Regions from separate parts of the Homo sapiens genome. Here region 2 is linked to region 1. The links are chromatin contacts, found by Hi-C or POLR2A ChIA-PET in ENCODE. All regions are on one chromosome and are shown on one strand. The core of a region is the stretch at or near the end of the contact, and the rest is flanking DNA. Distances in the headings are between cores, read along the strand shown. Region 1 has its middle 20 kb from the start of CDH23. Region 2 holds the start of PPP3CB-AS1 (PPP3CB antisense RNA 1).

Region 1 (4,210 bases), core at 1,228-3,727:
ACAGCTCATCTCACCTATGCCTGAGATGGCGATAATGCAGAGGAGGAATAGCGCAGGTGGGAGTACAGAAGTAGCAGGCTTGTGAGAGAGCTTTGTGAACTGCAAAAACCCTATCAGATATTAGCTCTTGTTATTATCCTGCTCTTAGATCCATTTGCACCCCATCCCACCTGCCCCACCGACCCTAAGAGAATCAGAGCAAATGCTTGTTATTAGACATGAGCACTGAAGGCTCCAAGGACTACTGCGGCCACCGTTTCTCCACATGTGGAAAGAGTGAAGTGCTGGTACTGTGCTGTGTGACTTTAGGTGCTACCAAGCAGAGTATTAAACACAGAACTGCAGCACGTCCAAGTTCTCCCCTTTTCAGTACGTTCAATCCTGATTACCCACAGGAGAAACTTGCAGTTTAGTGCTTGCATTCTTCAACACCTCACTAAAACTCAACAGTTTCCCTTTTTAACAAAGAGATCAAGGTTTTGCCCACTAGAATTGAAAACAATATTTTAATTTTCATCTCTTTATGTGGTTTCTTACTTTCTATTTACGCCAGGTGATAGTGGTTTTCCATTAAAGTAATGACATACAGATTTTAAAAGTAAATATAAGTAAATCAACTAAAAAAATCAATTTAAGAAGCACTTTAAAAAAAATGCAGGTGGTACTCGGACGTGACTAATATTATTCATTTCATAGGCAAGGAAATGGAGAATCAGGCAGGAATCCCCAAACCCCAGAGTGGTATAAGCTGACATTTAGGAAGAACACAGACGGCTGTCTCCCCTGAAAGCCAAACAGATACTCATGGGCCAGGTAAGTTCTCCCTTTCACATTTAGGACCCCCATTAACAAGAGTCTGCCTTTTGTGGTTGGTGTTTTCACCATTTTCATTTTAGCCAAGAAAAATAAGAACTTCTGGGGCCACTGATTGATCCCTTTAAATTGAGGGCAGAAAGCTGGCCATTTTTCAGAAGCGAAGAGCGTCAGCAGTGGTGTTAGGTATAACTAGAAGAGGGGGAAGAAGGGGCAAAAATAGAGGTGGGGCAAAGTGTAAACAGGAAATAGAAGACACAAAGCCAAACCAGCTTGAACATTTTTAAGGACTTGAAACTCCAGGGAGTGGTGGAAACAAACTCCAGATTGTTCCTGTCCTAAGTAAACACGGCAATGTGTCTCTTACAAAGCTCTGACCACAGCCACTCTTTGATACTGATAGAACTATTGCTTATTGAAACTACTATGATGATTTGCCCACTAACCTCCACTGGGCCCTCAGTAGCTGCCAGGCACCTGGCTAAGACTGAACATCCTCTTGTCAATCCTCACAGGAAGACTTGAAGTGAAAATTGCAGGCTCTGGACTTGACTAGCCTGGGTTGGAAATCTGGCCCTGTAGAGCTGTGTCAGAGCAAATCAAATTCTTCCCTGAGCCTATTTCCTCATTCATTATACCCATTCTACTAAATGCATGTAATAACTATTATACCTCTTAGATTTCAACATTAGACCATTTATCAGGGGTAGGAAGTAAGCAACCAATAACAATGTCACTTATTATTCACTGTTGGTATTATCAGTACCAGAAGGGCAAAGAAGCTTCTGAAGTTTGTCAACCTTAAATAATAAGATATAGAAAATATGACTAGCTATAGAGTTTATTCAAGCCCAAAGCTTGAGGATGGCCACCCAGGAGCATAGATTCAAGTTTCCCTGAATGTATATGCTGAGTAGCAGCAATTAGAAGTGGGTTTTTGTTTCTGTGTTTTTTTGTTTTGTTTTGTTTTGAGATGGAGTCTCCCTTCGTTGCCCAGACTGGAATGCAGTGGTGTGATCTCAGCTTATTGCAAACTCCACCTCCTGGATTCAGGAGATTCTCCTGCCTCTGCCTCTGCCTCAGCCTCCCGAGTAGCTGGGATTACAGGCACCTGCCACCACGCCCGGCTAATTTTTATATTTTTAGTAGAGGCGAGGTTTCACCATGTTGCCCAGGCTGGTCTCGAACTCCTGACCTCAAGACCTCACCCTCCCAAAGTGCTGGGATTACAGGCGTGAGCCACCGCGCCCGGCCCTGTCTTTTCTCAAGGTCACTTGGCCCAGTGTCACAGAGCTGAACCAAGATGGTTAGGCTGAGGGATAGGTCCCGAAGTGCTCAGATCTCCGGGCCTCAAGGCCCAGGCTGGGGTGGCACGGCAGGGGCTGATGGGGAGGTGCCCAGGCCGCCGGCGGATGCTCCCGGAAGATGCTCTAAGCTGCCGCTCCAGGTATCCCCTGGGCTGAGGCTACCTGGAGACGCCCACGGCAGTGACACACCAAGCGGGGTATGGCGAATCGTCAGGTCCGCAAAACCACCCAGTTCAGCAACTCATGGCTATGCCGAGCCCGCCGCGCTCAGCTCGGCCAGAAACAGCTCCTAGAGCCAGGGACTGGACCGCCCCCGCTGGCCTCTGGCAGGCAAACAGCCACCGGCCACGAAATAGATGGCCGCGAGGGCTTCCGGGAGCCGCGGGGCAGGCCGGGAGCCGGGCCGCACAGCCAATGCCCGCGCGGGGGCCGTCGGTAGTTACCCGGCAACGAGGTGGACGCCCAGTAGAGGGAGCGGAGCCAGTAGGGCTGGAAGAACTGGCAAGAAAGCCCTAGAGAGAGGCGACCTGCCAATTTTGGAAGCGGCTTTTTGTTTTGTCCCCAGATCACTCATTCCTACCTGGTCTTGGAGGAAGATCGTCAAGGCAAATGATAAGAAACAGAAATAAACCAGGGGAACAAATAATGATAAAAAAGATACTCATATTTGTTGAGCACTTACTGTCGGCCTGGCTCTTTGCAAGGATTACTTAATTTGATCATCTGATTTTGCTGTCCCAAGTTGTAAATGAGAAAATAGGAGTTTAGACAGATTAAGCATCTTGGCCAAACTACCTCAAACTAGGGAGTGTCAGAGCTGGAATTTGAACTTGGGTGGGCATGAACTCAGGTGGCTTGAGTTCTTAATGAGTCAAACCGTGGACACTCATTTCAGTTCAGCAAACCTAAATCTGTGTTCCTACTAGGCCATGCAGGGCCAATCCAGGTTTTATGGGGTCTGAAGCTTAGACAATGTTGGGGGGGGGGGTCCTCTTTTGGAAAAAAGAATAAAAAATTACAAATATAAAGTTAGGTACAAAAATGAACTTAGAATGTAAAAAGAAATCATAACAAAATATTTTTGCTAATTTTACAAAAATATACGACCATATGAATGCATAGCTAGGGACTCAACGAAGCCGTCTTTGACCCTTAGCTTCCCTTGAAATCCTTCAGTCAGATGTCAAACTACCTTGCAAGCTTCTCTGCGGTTCTCCTCCCACCCTGTCTCCCAGCCAAAGGACCTGAGACCCTAGCAACAGGCTTAATAGGGCTTTTCTGGCCATAGGAGCGATTTTAGCCTGAGTCAACTTGAGTGCCAGAGGGTGAATGCCCTCAGAAGCAGCTCCCAAATACTGATGAACAGGGAGTTGGTGGATAAATTCCCTAGCTTCCTCATCCCTCAAGTGAGATCATGCTGAGACACTTTGTGGTTCTTAGGGTGTAGTCCCAAACCAGCAGCAAACTGTACCACTTGAGAACTAGTTAGAAATGCAAATTCTTAGCCTACTACTACCCTGTACCTACTGAATCTAAAATTGTAGGGGCTGGGGCCCAGTCATTGGTGTTTTAACAAGCCCTCCTAGTGAGTCTGTGCTGAAGTTTGAGAACGACTGTTCTGCTAGGCTGTTCCCCAGAGCTCCCTTATGGGCTTGAGCTCCCGTTGTCTACAATGGTAACCTGCTTGATAACACATCTTTTTTTGGTCTCCTTCCCTTTCTTGTCTCACTTCCTCATTCTTCAGCTGGAGCTTCCTGAATTCACTTCTAATAAACGACTTGCACTTTAATCCTTGTCTGGGATCAGCTTCTAGAGAAACACCACCTTAGATGAGAACAACTAGGGGAGGTGTCATTGCCCAGTGAGGAGGAGGACGATGGCTGGCTTCAGGGAGGACCAAATGCTCTGCCAAATGCTTTGCTCTCATTGTCTGCTTCACCCTCACAATGCCTCAGTTGAGAGGGAGATGTTGCCCCCCAACGGGGAAACTAGGGTTTGGAGGATTTAAGTGGCTTGCCCAAGAATTTGAATCCAGGTCTGAGTCCAAAAGGTGAGCTCCTTACCAGTGAGGGCAGAGGGCCAGCCCATGT
Region 2 (3,640 bases), core at 246-2,745, 2.1 Mb after region 1:
GCCTAGGTGCAAATCAGTGTTTTGTTTTTGTTTTTGTTTTTGTTTTTGGAGACAGGGTCTGGCTCTGTCGTCCAGGTTGGAGCACACTGGCGCAAATCTCGGCTCACTGCAACTTCTGCCTCTCGGGCTCCAGTGATTCTCGTGCCTCAGCCTCCCGATCCGCTGGGACTACAGGGGCGCGCCACCATGCCCGGCTAATTTTTATTTTTTGTATTTTTGGTAGAGAAAAGGTTTCGCCATGTTGCCCAGGCTGGTCTCCAACTCCTGAGTTCAAGCGATCCGCCTGCCTCAGCATCCGAAAGTGCTGGGATTACAGATGTGAGCCACCACGCCAGGCCAAATTAGTATTATTCTTTTAAGAACCGAAGAAGGCTCAGGTTGAAAATTTTTAATTAAAAAAAAAAAAGAAAAAAGGTTTCCTTGTTTTTAAATATTTTAATGGAAACATATGAGTCAGATTTCAAAAAGTAGGCTAACGGTGTTTAAATACTGTGCCAGTGTATTTGAGAAGCTGAATGAAAACAAAAGTACCTATATTTTAAAAATAAATACAATACAAATAAGGAAAAGTTCATTCTACGATTTCAATTTATCAATCAAGCTACATGGTAAAGAGAATCATTTCAATTGTTTTTCACCTCCACAGCAGTGTTTGAGGTTGGTAGGCTCTCCCAGGAAGCTTGGAATCTTAAGCAACTCTCAATTAGCCCTCAATTTCTCTATTTTAAATTAATCTGCTGACCTGTTGTGGGTAAACATCCATAAATTCTGCCCTGGCTGAGAAACATTTAACTTTTTCGTCTAGGATGAATGTGTGGGTGTGTGTTTGTAAGGGAGGGGTAACTCCTTTTGACCAAAGTGTTGATGGTTTTCTAAGTAAATACTTGCTATCCACAAGAATTTTTTTTTTCGTTTATGCTGCTTTTTCTCCCTTTCTGCACTATAAAGGCTGGCCTTCCAATTCCTGCCCCGACCCTTCACCGTGATCCAATCCCACAAGGTTCCCCTAATTTCTGCTCCGGGTGGCACCTGACGGCCAAAAGTGAACCCCTGCGGTTGTCGCCAGCTAGACGCGGATAGGGCGGACGACTGTCACCGGGGAGCAGGCGTGGGCCAAAGCCGAGGTGATTTCTGACTGCTCACTGGCGGGCCTCGCGTGGCTGAAGGTCTCCGAGCCCCTCGGTTCGCCCCGGCAAGCCAGAAGTGCAGCTGTCGCGGGGCAGGAAGCTAATCGCGGCCCCTGCGCCGCTTTGACAGGCCGAGTGAAGAGAAAACGGGCTCACTGCAGCTAACAGCCTCACCCCTTGGGCTAGGAAGCCACGGAAGCAAAACCTCCGCCCCGGCCTGAAAGCAACCGGGAGACCGCGGAACCACTGCCACCGACTCAGCCCTGCCCAGCAGGGGCCCGCCCAGGGGCCACTCCCCAAGGGAGGCAGCCAGTCACTCGCCCGCCCTTCCGGGCCCACTCCCGAGGGGACGGTCTCCCGCCCGCCCTCACACACAGCTAGCTCTTCAGGCCAGGCCCCCAGGGTTTCGTCCACCTCTCACCTTTGACGACGCGGTCAGCCCCGGGAGGGGGCGGCGGGGGCGGGGGTGGGGGCGGTGCAGCCCGGGCCGGCTCCGGGGCGGCCATGCTGGGCCCGGGGCTCGGCTAGGCTCTGGGCCGGGCGGGGTTGGGGGCGGGGGCGGCGGCTACCAGAGCCAAGCGGCGGCGCCGCCGGGGAACATGGCGGACCCTCTTTCCCTACAGAGGGGCTAAGACCGGCATGCACTGCGCGTGCGGGGGTGGGGGCGGGGTAGGCTCTAGGGACTTGGGCAAAATTACTGAAGCTAGGAGAGAAACAGGACGAGGCCAAGGGATCAGGTTAAAATTCTTTGCATGCAGAATGAAGAATGAGGAGGTGCTGCGATCGAACGACTGCGAGGAAACACACCCGCTCTCATGGCATTCCCAGTAAACTGAGAAGACGTGATTAAACCTCAGGATCTCCTACTAATAGAGAAATGTATAACGATTTAGCTACCAGATCTGAATACTGAAGGGTTGGTAGGGGACCAGAGAATAGAGGAAGCATTGTAGGTTCTAGAGTGGAGAAGGGACCATCCAAAATGGAGTTTGAAAGAGAATTCTGGCCTTTGTGTTTAGAGTCTGGAATTGTCAAGAGTCTGAAAGCACAGAATAAGACTGCAGCTAGAGCAATTTAGGCGCCATAGTTTGTCAAAACAGGTAAGGGGAATAAAGGGGATGACACCAAGAGATGTGCAAAGAATCTGAAGAATTCACCTGAAAAGGATACAACCTCCTCCTGGAAGGCAGAGGAGTAAATAGGGAATTGGAAATTAATTCCTTATTTCTGCACATGCACAGAATCTGGGCCCAGGTGACTTATGGAACCTTTATAGAGACCACGGTGACTGACACTCATGGGAAAGGGGGTAGAGGGGCAAGAACTGACTGTTCATCAAAAATTATTAGATGAGTGTGTCCACGACACCAGGAGATATGTTGAATCATGGACAGGGACCAGCATATCCACTAAGCTCTATATATCTTGATGGTGCAGGATCCAAGTGGGATGGAACAACCAATTCCTGCCCATCCTCCTGCTCAATAATACATGTGCTCAGAATCTGTTCATAATGCATGGTGGTAAGTAAGTAGTAGTCCGAAGGTCCAAGGAGTACCTTTCTACCTCTTCTTTGTGTCAATTTCTATCCTGAGACCCCAGGAAAAGAGGAAGGGAAAGACCCAACAATGGATTTTTTCCAAAAAGGGAACCCACAAGCTATTTTTTAGAGGGAAGAGTCTCGGGAGTGAGGCACAGGTGAAAATGGATCTTTCTGGCATGGAAGGGCCATAACACCACAGGGGAAGGGAAAGGGAGAGGCCCCCACGGAAGGAGAGGAAGGAAGGGACAGGAGGCACGTCACAAACTTATAAGATAGAGGGAAGGCACCTGGAGTACATTGATCAGGAGTGAGTCTGTAAGAAGAGCTTGAATCCCCAGAAAATCTTCCTAAGGAGGGGAGGAAGGAAGTGTATAATGTACTGAGTACTGAATGCTCTGTCAGGAAAGGGATGGGAAACATCCTAGCAGCAATACTAGAAAGGAAAGGCACCCTATTTTAGGACCCATTGATTCCCACCTTGATTGTATATCCTTCAACTCGTCTCTGGCTCCTCACTTCCACTCAGTCAAAAGCCACTTCATATATTTATCCAGACTTCCAGCCCCAATACAAAGAAAGCAAGAGCATACAAAGGGAAGAATGACAAGGAATTAAATAGAACTGTCTTATAGATTTATTAATGAAAAATACTTTACAAAAACAGTATGTTTGGCCTAAAATAGTTCAGCTGACTCTGAGGGTTTACATTGACGACTGAGCAAGTGGCAATAATGGCTGTGTTATTGAGGACAGAAGGCTGTGTTAGTGTGCCTGACTCCATCTGTTCAAAAGGGTGAATGTTATGTTGGCAGCTCCGCATTCTAGGCCTAAGGTTTGGAGGGCACAGGGAATGCTGACAGGCCATAATACCTGGGCAGGGGGGCTGCCCTGATGATGTCATCAGAACCATGACCACAGGGCTACATGTCCCCCCAAGGATGGGAGACAGGGAAGACAAAGGGTCAGGTAA

The links. A loop is a pair of places that touch in the nucleus more often than their neighbours do. ChIA-PET counts read pairs that join two places held with the same protein, here RNA polymerase II (POLR2A). Pooled maps may share reads with other maps.
Region 2: a loop to region 1 is called in a map of B cell, with 31 times the contacts of the local background. The contact joins the promoter of PPP3CB-AS1 here to the enhancer-like site in region 1. A Hi-C loop is called at or near these places in 1 of 168 maps with a recorded cell type or tissue (B cell) and 5 of 50 pooled maps. POLR2A ChIA-PET finds 5 or more read pairs at or near these places in 1 of 52 experiments (A673).

What each region holds. Positions count from the first base shown.
Region 1 is chr10:71,374,999-71,379,208 of GRCh38, forward strand. It overlaps a transcript of SLC29A3 not described here. Among named protein-coding and RNA genes, the nearest start is that of CDH23, 20 kb to the right of the region's middle. RefSeq lists enhancers at 1,629-2,189, 2,245-2,394 and a silencer at 2,525-2,594. Within about 2 kb of position 2,478, at least 32 of the 41 ENCODE cell types and tissues checked have a DNase peak (open chromatin) inside an H3K27ac peak, as active enhancers do; they include B cell, where a contact is called at or near this core.
Region 2 is chr10:73,494,257-73,497,896 of GRCh38, forward strand. It overlaps PPP3CB-AS1 (PPP3CB antisense RNA 1), which reads left to right and starts at 1,496. Exons shown (of 5, transcript NR_132104.1): 1 at 1,496-1,561; 2 at 1,886-2,227. It overlaps PPP3CB (protein phosphatase 3 catalytic subunit beta), which reads right to left and starts at 1,768. Exons shown (of 14, transcript NM_021132.4): 1 at 1,549-1,768. The coding sequence starts at 1,633. It overlaps USP54 (ubiquitin specific peptidase 54), which reads right to left. Exons shown (of 24, transcript NM_001391956.1): 24 at 3,282-3,640. RefSeq lists enhancers at 835-1,294, 1,785-1,974 and a silencer at 1,355-1,704.